Linked DNA regions of Homo sapiens: region 1 is linked to region 2. Evidence: chromatin loops called from intact Hi-C (ENCODE). Cell type or tissue: Caco-2. All regions are shown on one strand.

What was found. A loop is a pair of places that touch in the nucleus more often than their neighbours do. Peaks named below come from ENCODE experiments on the same cell type or tissue, not always from the same donor. Only the 100,000 strongest peaks of a DNase experiment are listed, where the experiment ranks them.
Region 1: it touches region 2 in a loop (12-fold over the local background); 1 of 110 quality-filtered maps calls a loop at or near these places.

Annotation. Positions count from the first base shown.
Region 1 is chr2:114,721,878-114,726,877 of GRCh38, reverse strand. The region is part of intron 1 of DPP10 (dipeptidyl peptidase like 10); the gene reads right to left. Among named protein-coding and RNA genes, the nearest start is that of DPP10-AS3, 110 kb to the left of the region's middle. In Caco-2, no CTCF peak of the experiment used is centred here; no DNase peak of the experiment used is centred here.
Region 2 is chr2:114,639,512-114,644,511 of GRCh38, reverse strand. All of the region lies in intron 1 of DPP10 (dipeptidyl peptidase like 10), which reads right to left. Among named protein-coding and RNA genes, the nearest start is that of DPP10-AS3, 190 kb to the left of the region's middle. In Caco-2, no CTCF peak of the experiment used is centred here; a DNase peak (open chromatin) is centred at 1,921.

The DNA of each region.
Region 1 (5,000 bases), 82 kb before region 2:
AGCTTAATATTAAAAATTCTAATCATACTTTGATCTTTGAGCACAACTTTCTATGAAATATTCCCAGGAAAAAATGAGCTTATCCTTGCAATTTTCTTTTTCCTGCACAATTCAAACTACAGGTGGCCTGCTTAAAGGGCATTCAGTTGATGTTAAAACATGGCTATTGACATGCCCAATGATTTCCATGATTATTTCTGACAGATATAGGTTTCAGAAGCTTTATTTTCTATTTTTCCATAATTGAAATAAAAGATCATTTAGAGAAAAAAACAGCAAAGTGAAATTTTTCAATAGTTACAGAAACAAATATTTCAGTGCAAAAATGAATATGATTAAATTCAACTACTGATTTAAGTGCAGTGCCACCAGGCCTAACTTGAAATGTTTGTCAGTGGCTTTTTGGAAACCTGGATTTCTTCTACAAAAGAAATATTAAAAGTGTCATTCCACAACGAATAAAAGTGTGAATTTTATGACAAGTTAAGGAGGTCAGTAGAACCATTCCTCATTGCTATTTACCTTGGGGAGTGAGGCACTGGACATCAATTTGAGGAGATCACTGGTTCATCTGAACCATATGGCTGGCTAGTTTAGCTCTTCCCAACTGAATTATGGAAGAACTTTTTTTTTTTTTTTTTTTAGACGTAGTCTCGCTCTGTTTCCCAGGCTGGAGTGCAGTGGTGCAATCTCGGCTCACTGCAAGCTCCGCCTCCCGGGTTCACGCCATTCTCCTGCCTCAGCCTCCAGAGTAGCTGGGACTACAGGCGCCCACCACTATGCCCAGCTAAATTTTTTTTTGTATTTTTAGTAGAGACGGGGTTTCACCATGTTAGCCAGGATGGTCTCGATCTCCTGACCTCGTGATCTGCCCGCCTCGGCCTCCCAAAGTGCTGGGATTACAGGCTTGAGCCACTGCACCCAGCCTATAGAAGAACTTTTGCTGAAATCACTTCCATTCAATTATTCTTACACATTGGGTCTCTAAAATGTTTTGGTTTGTCATTTCGGTTTAGGAGATGCAGGGAAGTGTAATATACTAGTTGTGAGCACATATTCAGGGGAAGACTTAATGACTGGCATTGGACCAAATCTCTTCTCCAATACTTCCTAGCCTGGCAAATAAACTCTGAAAGTGGTTTCTTCTTCTGTAAAAGAGACATAAGGAGGATAATCACATCTATTCTAGGGGACTATTTTGAGAGAGTAAGTAATGTCCATGAAAAGATCTGATCCAATGTATCTGGAACATAGTAATGCTCAGTAAAAATCAGCCGTCTTCATCATCGTTATATGAAAAGCTTCAGATGCACTGGAGAGAAGCTCTGAGCATCATCCAAAGAAGATGTGGAGCTATTGAAAGAGAATTTGCATCATCGGATGTTGCCTTTGAAACCTGGAAACTTTGGGGAAGATGGATCTAAGGGAGCCAAGGCTAAAGGTAAGAAGGTCATGTAAGGAAATAGTCTACTGATTTGAGCAGAAGACAATTTGATGCAGAGCAGAGGTGGTAGGTGATGGAAAGTGGTGAAAAACTGATTCAAGAAGCATATCAGACTCAAAATTGGAAAAACATGGAAAAAATGTGAATATGCGTAGTGCGGTGGATAGAGAGGAGTTCGAAATGACTTATGTCCACCTAAAGAAAGAAGCTGAGGCATCAGATATAATTTTAATGGAAGAGTTTACTTTAGCCAAAGTGAGGACAATGGCTGGGACACATTTCCAAGTTGCCCTGGGAAGTGCTGCATTTGGCTTGTTACAAGCAGGTTTTCAAAGGGAAAAGGGAAAAAAAGAGTGGGCTGATACGAAGTTGTTTGACAGGAATTTTTGTTGGTTTACAGATGTGATCTGAGAAACCAAAATAGATGCTCCTTTATCAACTAAGACAGACCCCAAGGTTAAGAAAATAAATATTATCTATGGGCGCAGAATTCAGAGCTCAGCTGGCATAGCAACTTCCTAAATTCTTACAGCTTCAAACAAAAAAACCCCACACTCTTGCTAAACTTCCTAACAATAGGAGCTATCAAGCAAATTGTTACTCCCTTTCTACCTCTTATTTATAACCCAGATCACTACAACTCTGATTGGACAGGGGAGTGGCCTTCAAACATTCTTTCCTCTTAAGCAACTCCAGACTTTAATCCAGCTTCAGTCAGCTTTCAGAGGCTGCACACAAACTGTCTTTGTGCCTTAAAGTTCACCTTTGATGTAAAGAGCCAAATTCCAGCTTGTTTTAATGCTAAAACTCTACCTCAAAGTGAACATGGGAAGTATGTTACATATATGTTTACCCCTTGTGCATGTGCTTGACTCTCCTCATACCCCCCAAACCGGCTGAGTATGTATGAGTCTATTGTGTAATACAGACTGTGAGGTATAAAAATCAACCTGCCTTTTACCTCTTTGAAGAGAAAGCACTTTAGGTACATGCCAGAGACTGTCTCTTCCTGGTTTGCAAACTGATATTGCCAATAAAGCTCTCCTTTATACTATTTAGCCATCCTGGCGGTCTGTTGGACAATACAGCGATAACATTGATTAGTGATTGATTATACGTTATTGAACTATAGGTTATAAGTTATGGTGTCCAGTGTGTGGCATTTTATGGCTACTTGGCATCAGTTAATCTAGAGCCTATGGAGCAAGTGGCTTCAAGAGGTAATCGTTTAGCATAGAGGGGAAGTAAGATGTGACTGTTGTCACATTTTAAAGCCTCTCTGGGCCTGATAATTTAAAGGGGCTCACATTTCTTAGATAAAAACTTTCTTCTCTTTTCTCATTTGGCTTTCCAACATCAGTGACTTGGTATAAATAGAAACATCCATCAACCCATTTAAAAAATATATTTTCTTTTCCTCGTGTCTCATGGCCAAGATCCCATTATAATGCCCAGTTTCATTACTTTTGTTGGGCCTATCCTTTTATATGGGTGTGCAGAGGGGAGATTTACCTATGGGCTGAAGTCTGTGACTTCCAACATTCAATTACTAACATTATTGTTGTGTTGATTTAGTCATTAACAATTTATTTATTTAGATATGACATATTAAGTCATAAATATTTACTGTAAATTATTTATTAAAATTTCTGAGAGTTTTTGAATTCCTTGTCAAAGAAGATGAAGAACTGAACAAAGGAAAGGGCAATTTTAGAAAAAAAATAGCACTAAAGAGGGTAGGGGGAGAAATAAAGCAAGATTGGGTCCTCCTTCTCTGCTGGGCTCAATAAGGACCTGATCATTGTCCCACAAGCCTCAATGAGGGCTACTATCAAACATGAAAATAGATTGATGTGCTTTAATCCTTTCTGATTAACTTGCTCTGAGCCAATGAACTCTTTACTTTTCTTACTTTTTATTATAGAGAAGTTACGGTTGAAGTGAGCCAAAGATTCCAAGAACTGGTCGACAGAAGTCTTGCCTAACCTTGGTCCACAAAGAGAAGTTAATATAGTTTGTCTTTGGAACTGTTGTACATCTTTCCAATTACCATCATCTCCTTGCTGGAGCCTGTCTCTTAACTCCCTTCCTTTAGACATCCCACAGTGCTTATTCATTCCCAATATGGTGCTGACTGATAAGGCTAAACATTTATGAGGAATTTGCATTTTAACAAAGTTCTCATGAAACAGAAAACACTTAAAATCCAAAGGAATCAAGCTTAGAAGCACAGACTGATTGTTCATACCTTTCCTAATGGAGGCTAGGAAGTTCGATGACCATAAACCTCACCCAAATGTGAGAAGCCAGCTAATACTAAACTAGTTGGACAGAGCTAGGGAATGTCCCTGCCAGAACTTGTCTGACTTCCCACCTCCATCTCATGAATGTGCACGGAGCACTTCCATCCTTGATAGCTTAAGTGCCCCATGTCTGAGTTCCACTGACAACTTTGCTTTTCTCCAATATGGTATTTAACAAGCTGGACTGAAAAAAATTTTTTTTTCTTACCCAGTTTTCATCCCCTTGAGGGCAGGAATTGTCTTGTTAATCTGTGTACTTGATGACCAACACACCACCATACCTAGTAAAAAGAAGGCTTTACAGGTGGGAATAGTCTATTGGCTAGTTGCTTTTTTTTTTTTTTTTTTTTTTTTTGAGACAGAGCCTAGCTCTGTCTCCCAGGCTGGAGTGCGGTGGCTCAATCTCTGCTCACTGCAAGCTCCACCTCCCAGGTTCATGCCATTCTCCTGCCTCAGCCTCCTGAGCAGCTGGGACTACAGGCTCCCGCCACCACGCCCGGCTAATTTTTTGTATTTTTAGTAGAGACGGGGTTTCGCCGTGTTAGCCAGGATGGTCTCAAACTCCTGATCTCATGATCCACCCGCCTCGGCCTCCCAAAGTGCTGGGATTACAGGCGTGAGCCACCGCGCCCGACTGGTTAGCTGTTTTAAGATCTGAGTTTTTCTAATGGTTTGGATACTAACTATTGAACAATCAAAAAAAAACTTTAGATTCTCTAGAACTCCTCTTTAAAAAAAGAATGATATTTTCCATCTCTATTCTTCAGATCTTCTCTACCTGAAACTCAACTGGGAAAAATCTGTAAAAAGCATGAGGCCAATGGAAGAAATTTTAATCATCATTCTTGACAAAAATAGTGTAGTGCTAGTCTAGGGCAAAATTATAAATAGATAATTTATAAGAATTACCATTTTTATTTAGAAGAGAATTATACATTTTCTTCTTGGTTTCTCCTCTCCGTATTCAGGGTCTTTATGATAGCTTTACTCCTATAATTCCCTCTATCCAGGCCTTTCCCTTTGGTCAGTAACATCTATAATCTTCCCTTACCTCCCTCATATAAGATAAATGAAAAAACTGGCATTTGTAGCTAGTTATGGAGCTAAGCATTATTCTGGGTCCTTTACATAAGCTGTCTTATTTTATTTTCTCAACTACACTATAATGTACTTGCTGTTAACTCATACTACAAAGAAGAGAGCTGAAGTTTACAGAATTAAGTAACTTGCCAAAAGTCGCCCAGATAGGAAGT
Region 2 (5,000 bases):
CCCACTTTGGATGACATAGGGAGTAAAATTATAAAGTGTAATAATCAAGAGAGAGGAGTTTTGTAATAGGGAGATAAGATATCTAGAAAGATATGTGGATATGTGGGGTTTCCTACTAGTTGTATATATAATACACACACACACAGACACACACACACACACACACACAGACACACACAGAGGAAACTATATTAGGTAGGACTACATGGTTATGTATGTTGGGCAAAAAGAATCTGTGTCTGATGTAGTAGAAATAAAATATATTAATCAAGCCAGGCGCGCTGGCTCACACCTGTAATCCCAGCACTTTGGGAGGCCGAGGCAGGCAGTTCACGAAGTCAGGAGTTTGAGACCAGCCTGGCCAACATAGTAAAACCCCATCTCTACTAAAAATACAAAAAAAAAAAAAAATAGCTGGGCATGGTGGCGGGCACCTGTAATCCCAGCTACTTGGGAGGCTGAGGCAGGAGAATCGCTGGAACCTGGGAGGTGGAGGTTGCAGTGAGCCGAGATCATGCCACTGCACTCCAGCCTGGATGACAACGCAAGACTCTGTCTCAAAAAAAAAAAAAAAAATATATATATATATATACACACACATATATATATACACACATACACACACACACATACACACACACACAAACACACACTAATCAAGTGGGTTTAGAGAAACTAGCTTTGGTTCTTGTAAACCAAACCAAGGTGGTGAAAAGAAAGGCAAAGTGTATGAATCTTCCAATAAATAAATAAACAAACAAACTAGAACCTGGAAGGAGTTTAACCACAAAGAATGGAGGATCTACCTAGTATTTAGAAGTGCATTACTGATTGTCCTGACTACAGCAACCCCTTCTAAACTAATAATATCATAATCTGAGTAAAATCACAAATAAATGAAGAGAAAACTAGCTGGGAACTGAATGATATGCAGTCCAGTGACCCTCACCTTAAAGGAGGACTTGAGATGGAGCTATGGAAGGCTTAGCAGAAGACAAAGTATGAGCTCACATGGGTTAAACCCTGGGTCATAAATAAAAAGCTTGTCAGTATCCTGCATGCTCCAGAGAGTCTTATGAATGGTACTTGCTCTGTCCTTGACACTTAGATTATCAAGGTGGATAAACTAAGTGTGCATGGGTTGCACCATTTGTTCTACCAGGCGGCATTGCTTCACGGGAGAGAAGATAACTGCTTTTGTAAATTGTGTCAGCTTGCTGCCTGGAGTGCCCTCCCTGCCCCTGGCTGTCATCAAGAAGTTTGAAGGACCCTTCATGAGGGTGACAAGGAAGTGAGGATTAAAGATCTTAGAATAGCCATATGACTGGTACACTACAGTAACACAGTGAAGAAAAAGCAATTCTCTCTGCCCAAGTTCACATGTCCTAGAAGCAGCTCTGAAATGATCTGATGTTTTGAAAGATGAGGGTGACTAGTCTGAAAAAAAATTTGTTTGAGTTCATACTAGAGCAAAATCAGGACCTCATATGCTTCTGTCTTCAAAGACTCATAGCTTGTGTATGAACAGGTATATAACCCCCATGTGGGTGTCCCAGTGACCAATGGACCTATTAACAACTAATAAAGTAAAACAGGGATGAAAACATGATTAGGATGTTGTGATTATTTTCATGGGTTATTGGAACAGGTCCTCTACTTGGAGTCATGAGATCTGGGTTCTGTTTGAAGTTCTGCACATATTAATCCCAGTATCTACAACAATACGTTGATGATTTCTGTGTTAAGCAGTTGTTAAGAAACACTCTGAAAGGGAGGGGATAGAGTTTTTTTTTTTATGGGCTGTGTAGAATTCCTGAAAGGTGAAGCTTTCACTTCATCACTGTGCTCCCCTGGTGAGCTGTTCCTCCTGCTTTCTCGATAGTCATTTATTTTACTGTGGTATCCATAGCTGCTGACATGCCTATGGCCTGGGGGCACATACAGCAGCTTACTTACCCATCTGCACTGCAACCTCCTGGGAGAAACTTTAGTACCAAGTAGCTGCTTAATGATTACTTGTATGAAGTATGTGTAAGAAAATATAATTCTGCTTAGTTTTTGTTTAATTTTGTCAACTCATTGGGGGTAGTGCACTCTAGAGAAAAGAACTTGTGCTTTGAAGTCAGCGCACCTGTATTTCATCTCAGCTGTTTCAAAATGTTTATCTGAGGAACTTAAGAAAGTCACTTAACCTCTTTGATCTTCAGTTCCTGTCTTGTAAATGTGGATAAGACCTACATAGGCTTCTTTTCATGACTGTATAATGACAAAAATGTGGCCATCTATATTATCTATATTAAGGAGCTCAGGAGGTTGAAGAGAACTATGAGAATATTTGGTTTTTTAAATGCCAGTATATAAATATGATTATTTAGTATATACTCAAATATCCCTCATTGGAGAAGATAGCAGAACTCTCAACCAATTCTGGCTGCAGGTCTGTGTCTGAGGTTATCAGCAGGCAAAGACTTAAAATTATTCTAAAATCAAAAGACTTTCTATATTCAGTGATCATCACAAAAGCAAACATTAAAGAATGATGCATTGAGTGATTTTTTTTAAAAGTGAAAAAGTGTATCTGCTTTGTCACGCTAAAACTAAGCATACACATCAACATTATTTTCACACCTGGTAAGTGATGAGGTTGGTTTTGTGCTTTTGAGCCACCACTATTTAATTATGATCTATAAGCAGTATAAAAAAAGACAAAATATAATTTGATCCACTTTAATCTTTATTTTTATTCATTCCTTCTTTAATCATTTGCTTCATTGAGCATTTACATGGTTAATTTCACTGAATTATTCTAACTACTGAATAGTGGGCTTTTATCTGGACTTTTAAAAGTTCCTCATTAGAGAATACTTATAAGTTTAAAATATACTTTAGTTGTGGCCAAGAATCCTTATAAATCAGTTAAATGACAGTGAATTCAAGTTAGAAAGCAAGACTGTGAGATCATTTTAAAATGTATAATTGTATTTTCTATCATACGTAAAGGCAGTGCTCACTTTGGCAGCATCCAGAGGTCATTTTTCCTGCTATTAGCAAAAGTGTATAACGTTTGGAGGTGTCTTAGGTTTGCAGCACCATTCGTGCCTTTTCTACTGAGCAATCACAAGAAAAAGAACTCATCATTGCCTCTAACCCTGGGAAGGACACTGCTAGCCACGAATATGGAAAGCAATGCCAAGAACAAGGTGACTTATCAGGAAAAAAGACAAAGGTCGGAGTTGATCAGTGATTGTGAGATGATAACATAGTAACTATATAGCAGTGTGATATGGAAAGAAGAATGAAAAACAAATTTGGATTTAGATTTATTAAGTATAAGAACTTAGAAAAATGTTTACCTTCTCTGAGCCACCGTTTTATTGTTATTAAATGGGAATAATAGCAGCTCTTTTATAGGATTGTTGTGAGAATTGAACAAGCTGACTTATGTCAAAGGGAGCAGGTGCTTGCTATATGTTTCATGACTTTTATTTTTCTCCTCTTCAAACCAGATAGGAAACTAAAACCAGAGAATAAAATACATCCTGATGGAGGTGTAGAAAGTGCTAAACAGATTCTGCAAGTTGAATGCAGACTCCTTCAATGCTTGGCCCTGCTAGAGTGTTACTGGGACCGAGGGAAACCTCCTTCCCCTCATTCCAAGACCGGGTTGACTTGCTGTCTGGCAAACTGCTTCCCCTTTCCCTGTAACATACCAAGAAGGAAAGCTTAGCTGAGGAAAAGAGATGCCTGGTCCATTGGGCCAAGGAATTCTCCAAAAGAGTTTTCTCCCTCCTTCTTTGCGTGGTTGACTGGTAGAAAGACAATCAAAGCTGGGGCTACCATCAACATCCATGATGTCGAGGAACAGCAGGCTGCCCTGATGAAGGGGAGGGAGGACAGAGACAGGAGGGAACAGGAAATAACCACTACAATCTGATGGCCGCTAGAGCCTTAGGGGAGGCTGACTTGACCTGAGGCATGACGAGGTGTATCCTCTCTAGTTCTCTTTATCTACACTATGGAAGAATCACAGATACTCCTTCATACACTATGGCTGCTGAAAGTTTATTTTTGTCCTATACAAGTAGATATTTAGAGGTTAAAAAAATTATATGAGTTTGGCATCTAATAAAATGGGCAAGGAAGATAAGCTGTTAGAATAAGGGAAAACATGATTCTAAGATTACAACAGCAAAAGCCAAATAGGGTATGACCTTCTCTGACCAGCTTCAGACTCTACTCAGCGTTCCAGGACACAGCCAAGCACGCTTCAGCAAGCAAGCCCAGCACCCATCTGAATCCCTCTAGTTATTGTTGGTCTCCAGGCCTTCAGCTGTCCTCAGAGATTCTTGAGCTAGGGAATCGTTTACCTATTACTTTTCTAAAATCCACATGAAGTCATAATGTTCTAGTGATAGAAATAGCAGCTGAAATGTTCCATTTTGCACAATCCAATGTTCTGGTAACTACATCCTATTTGTCTCATTTATCTTCTATCATTTAGTCTTGTTTCTACCATAATTGCTTTAGAAACAGTGAAGAACAAAAAAAATCAAAGAAAATCTAGTATCTTAGATGGAATCACAGAAACTTCAGCAAGATTTTAATTCCAGATGTCAACTGATTCCAATAGAAATCCATTTGAAATTTCATTTATCCCCCAAAAGAAATACATGGAATTTACAATTATTTCACAACTAAGAAAACAATCTATGTTAAGGTAATAACTTGATAAAAGAAAAAATAAATTGTCTAGTATCTTTTGAAGATCCTAGTACAGAATAAAGGCCTTAAACTTGAAATATTCTTTGCAAATTGACAACTTGCTTGTTTTATGAAATAATTTTTAATATAATTTCAACTTTTATTTTAGATAAAGGGGTACATGTGCAGGTTTGTTAAATGCGTATATTGCATGATGCTGAGGTTTGGGGTATGGAAACTGTCACCCAGGTGCTAAGCACAGTACTCAATAAGTAGTTTTTCAACCCATGTCCCCCTCC